Linked DNA regions of Homo sapiens: region 2 is linked to region 1. Evidence: chromatin loops called from intact Hi-C (ENCODE). Cell type or tissue: natural killer cell. All regions are shown on one strand.

Region 1 (2,500 bases):
AACATAGTGAAACCCCATCTCTACAAAAAATACAAAAAAGAAGTTAGCCAGGTGTGGTGGTGCACACCTGTGGTCCCAGCTACTCAGGAGGCTGAGGTGGGAGGATCGCTTTAGCCCAGGAGATCGAAGCTTTGGTGAGCCAAGATCAAGCCACTGCACTCCAGCCTGGGTGACATAGCCAGACCCTGTCTCCAAAAAAAAAAAAAAAAAAAAAAAAAATCAGGAGACATGGTCTCAGCCAACCCTAAGCTATGACCTCAGTTAAGTCACTTAGCCTCCATCCCTCCTCTGAAAAGTGGGGCAAATATTAACACCCTCACCAGGTTGTGGTGAGGGTGATGGGGCATTCATGTATAGATGCTTTGCCTTCATAATCATAGATATTTATGTGGCACTCGGGGTGTGCCAGGCACTGTTCTTTTCACCTGGCATACACTAGCTCATTTTAATTCTCAAAACAACCCTAAGAGGTGAGTGTGGGACTGTTATCCCCATTTTATGGATCAGGTGGGTGAAGTCCAGAAGCTCTTGTCATGTATGCAAATGGAAGTTCTGATGCTCCTGAGGGGGGCTGGCCTCCAAACAGGGGGCTGAGTGTTCTTTTAAGTGTCCCTGTGTGTTAATGACAGAGCAGGGGCATTAACTTGACCTCGCCAGGGGCAACAGCCCGCAACAGCTGCATTGCGGTGGCTGAGAGGAGACTTTGCACTCACAGCCACTTGGAGAGTGGGCTTGGGATGTGTGACCTGGGGCCTCTGCTGTAGTCTGGGGTGATGACTCTCCAGACATGGGGAAGTCCTGGGCCTGTGCAGACCCTCCCCTCTGTCTCTCTCTCCAGAGGGCCCTGGTGGAGACGCACCTGCGTCAGATCTGTGGTTTGGAGCAGCAGCTGCGGCAACAGCAAGGCCTCCAGGATGCAGCCTTCTCCAACCTGAGCCCACCGCCAGCCCCCGCCCCTCCCTGCACTGATTTAGACCTGCACTACCTGGCACTGAGAGGGGGATCTGGCTTGAGTCATGGTGAGATCTCAGTGACCCCGACTTACCTCCTAGTCCCCAACCCCCATTTCAACATTCCTAGACACCTCGCACTTACTTACCATCCCATTTGTAATATAATCTATTTCTCCATAATCATCCCATCCTCCCTTACCTGCTGTCCCCTCACCTCACCCACTGTTACCCTAATTTCTCCCCTTCTAACTCGGTCATTCCTGATCACCTCGTTGCAATTCCTGTGCCTGCCAGCAGAGGGCGCCCCCACCCAGAGTCCCCCCGCCCCGTCTCTGGCTGTGACTAGGAGAGGCCCTTGCAGATGCTCTAGACTTGAGTCTGGCCAGTAAAGCCTTCAAGAGCCCATCTTATTTTTTTCCTGGCCTCCAGGAAAATTAGAAATGCGGCTCAGCCCATCTTTCCTCGCTGCCCTTGTCGCAGTCATCCCTCCTTGGCTAGCTGTCCTGGCTTCTCTCTTGGAGTCCCCATGCTGCATCCTCCTGTTTCACTCTGGCTCTGGGAGCTGGAGGAGGCAGCTGAGCTCGCCTGACGTTGTCCTGTCCACCGACAGCAGGCTGGCCGGGCTCCACACCCAGTGTGAGTGACCTGGAGCGGCGGCGGCTAGAAGAGGCTTTGGAGGCCGCGCAGGGAGAGGCCCGGGGGGCTCAGCTCCGGGAGGAGCAGCTCCAGGCCGAGTGCGAGCGGCTGCAGGGGGAGCTGAAGCAGCTGCAGGAGACCCGGGCCCAGGTAAATGCAGGGGCCTGGAACAGCTTCTGGAGGTCCAGGGCTGGGCCTTCCCCACTGTGTGCAGACTGGCCCAGGGAACTGTAGACAAGGGCCCTGGCAGGGGTGAGCTTGGGCTCTGACCTCTTCATCTTCTTCCTTAGGATCTGGCCTCCAACCAGTCGGAGCGAGACATGGCGTGGGTGAAAAGAGTTGGGGATGATCAGTAAGTCACATTGGTAACCCTGGTCCCTCCGTGATGTTTGGGAGACCTCCCCTCCCAGCCCTCAGGGGTGTGGTGTCTGGGCTGCTGTTGCTCTGTGTGCATCCTTCATAGGAAGGAGGTGGGGTTCTTTTTTTTTTTTTTTGAGATGGAGTTTCGCTCTTGTTGCCCAGGCTGGAGTGCAATGGCGTGATCTTGGCTCACCGCAACCTCTGCCTCTCGGGTTCAAGCAATTCTCCTGCCTCAGCCTCCCGAGTAGCTGGGATTACAGGCATGCACCACCATGCCTAGCTAATTTTTTTTTTTTTTTTGAGACGGAGTCTTGCTCTGTCACCCAGGCTTGAGTGCAGTGGCGCAATCTCGGCTCACTGCAAGCTCCGCGTCCTGGTTCACGCCATTCTCCTGCCTCAGCCTCCTGAGTAGCTAGGACTACAGGCGCTCGCCACTACGCCTGGCTAATTTTTTTTTGTATTTTTAGTAGAGATGGGGTTTCACTGCGTTAGCCAGGATGGTCTCGATCTCCTGACCTTGTGATCCGCCCGCCTCGGCCTCCCAAAGTGCT
Region 2 (2,500 bases), 78 kb after region 1:
ACATTGATGCTCTTATCCTAGCTGATTAATCCTGACCCACCCTCCAAGACCAATCCCAAGGGCATCTCCTCAAAAGCCTTTCCTGCCCCACCCAAGCATAGTTCAGCCCCCTTTTCTGCAGTAATCACCCCCCACTGCAAACCCATCACATGAAATCACAGTCATTGCTTACTCATCTGTCCTTCCTCTACTATGCAGGGTCCCTCAAGGGCAGAGGCATGTTCTTTATCTGCCTTTGTAGCCCTGTCTCCCAGCACTCATAGTATATTGTCAACAAACACATGTTGTGACTGGTCTTGGGAAGAGACTTCATTTCCTTCTCTATAAAATGGTGGAAAGGGAGTTCTTCTGACCCTGCACACCCCCAGGTTTCAGGTTTCAGAAGAGAGGCAAGTCTTATGATCATCCATCAGGACCCACTCCATGCCAAGAGGGTGGAGAGCAGAAAGACACTGTGGACCTCATCGGACTAGCCCGTGTCTACACTGGCTTCTGGTACAGTTGATGATGGGTCCATTTAACTTAGAGTACCCTGATTCTCCCTGAGAGTCTCTGAGCTTTGAGCAGCCCAGTCTCCTCCCTCATTTTCCACCACCAGATGTGACAAAAAGAGAGGGGAGGTTCTAGGAGGTCTCCTGACCCTCCATTCATGTGTCAGGACAGAGACATCCTGGGGAGGTGCTGGAGGAGCTTTGGGGAAGTCAGAGAAGAGGACTGGGAAAATTCTCTCTGTTGCATGCACTCAAGTCCCTGGCTGTGACTGTGTTACTGTATGAGCCTTCCCACACCAGTGGGAGGCAGTATAGTGGAGTGCTTAACAGCAGAGAATCTGGAATCCAGAGTAGCTGTGCAGCTTTAGGCAAGTCACCTAACTTCTCTGTCCCACAATTTCCTCATCTGTAAAATAGGGATGATAAAAGTAGTTACCTCACAGGGTAGCTTGTGAGGAAGAAGAGTTATTTCTAAAGCACATAATGACTGCTATTAGTTGCTTATATATACAATAATAGGGTTTCCTGTGTTGAAACTTAATCTTGGGACCCATGAATTCTTTTTGTCCTTAATAAAGAGACCACTCAATGGGCCCATGAGCAGAGTGGGGGTGGGATGGAAATGGTTATGAAACTGCAGTCATGTGTCCCTTAATGACGGGTAGGGATGCGTCGTTAGGTGATTTCATTGTGGTGGGAACATCAGAGTGTACTTCCACAAACCCGGATGGTATAGCCCACTTCACACCTAGGCTATGCGGCATAGCCTATTGCTCCTAGGCTACAAACGTGTACAGCATGTTACTGCACTGAATACTGTAGGCAATTGTAACACAATGGTAAGTATTTGTGTATCTAAACATATAAAATGCACAGTAAAAATACCATATTATAATCTTATGGGACGACTGTCATTTATGCGGTCCATTCTTGACAAATATTATGCGGTGCATGACTGTGCATGGAAGATGGAAAAGACATAGTGAAATTCCTCAAGCATCCACAAGAGGGCTCCCCAATCTCCCCAAAGCACCCACTTCACTATGATGAAGAGCCTCGTAGGACTCATTGCCTTTTCTTCTACTTGGGTATCTATCGAAGCAGGTCAGTGAGAATCAGGCCACAAATGTGTGATGATGGCTGAAGGTGCCGCCTAGTGATGGCAAATGACCCATATAGAAGCATCTCCTAACTCAGGCTGTGTGCACCCCAATACACACCACCTCTTATCCCGCAGAGACACAGATATCCCCAACCTTTAGCCCTGTCCCCCAGGACACTGGGGAGAGGGAAAGTCACATTCTCTGTGGAAAACTATGCCTGTTCCCTCCCCCACGCCCACCCCTGGGAGTCAGGCCCCTCCACCAGCCTCACCCACTGGGCCCTCATAGTGATCTGGCCCCTAAGCAGCCACAGACCTCTCCCCAACCACTCCTGCCTCCCCAGCTACCTGAGCCTGACCATGGTCTGGGCTAGGTCATGTGGGTCTAGCTCTGGCCCTCACCTCTGGTTTTTGGGAGAGAGTTGTTAGTGGGATGGGAGTGAGGTGGGGAGATGGGAGACATCCCTGTGTCCTGCAGAGAGGGTGAGGATTGGGGTGAGAACAGGGTGGTGATTAGGCCCACTGCCCAATTCAGCAGAGAACTCATGAGTGACAAGGGACGCCACTGCTCTGGCGTGTACCTAGGAAGCGGGAGAGAAGGTGGAAGATCAGAAGAGAGGTCACGCAACCCTCCCTCCCTACAATGCAGGCCCAGGCCACCTCCCTGAAGCTGGGCTCTGTGGGGATGCAGCCCGCAGGGATCCAGACGTAGCGGAGTCACTCCTGACCCCTCACCCTCCTTTCCCAGCTCTCACATGCGTAGAGGGAGTGAGGGGCAGAGGAAAGAGCACTGAATTCTTCAGGAGGCCTGGGTTCTAGGCCTGCTCTGTCATGCACTGTCATCGCCCCGCTGAGGTTCAGGTTCCTCATCTGTAAGGAAGGATATGACACCATCCAGCCCCAGCAA

Evidence for each region. A loop is a pair of places that touch in the nucleus more often than their neighbours do. Peaks named below come from ENCODE experiments on the same cell type or tissue, not always from the same donor. Only the 100,000 strongest peaks of a DNase experiment are listed, where the experiment ranks them.
Region 2: it touches region 1 in a loop (5-fold over the local background); 11 of 110 quality-filtered maps call a loop at or near these places.

The regions. Positions count from the first base shown.
Region 1 is chr17:47,697,757-47,700,256 of GRCh38, forward strand. It overlaps TBKBP1 (TBK1 binding protein 1), which reads left to right. Exons shown (of 10, transcript NM_001394755.1): 5 at 839-1,019; 6 at 1,564-1,739; 7 at 1,880-1,941. Among named protein-coding and RNA genes, the nearest start is that of TBKBP1, 4.8 kb to the left of the region's middle. In natural killer cell, CTCF peaks have their summits at 1,189 and 1,388; DNase peaks (open chromatin) are centred at 345, 1,265 and 1,918; H3K4me3 peaks cover 1,024 bases; H3K27ac peaks cover 799 bases.
Region 2 is chr17:47,775,284-47,777,783 of GRCh38, forward strand. No RefSeq gene overlaps it. Among named protein-coding and RNA genes, the nearest start is that of TBX21, 43 kb to the left of the region's middle. In natural killer cell, a CTCF peak has its summit at 1,473 (motif pointing right); a DNase peak (open chromatin) is centred at 1,508.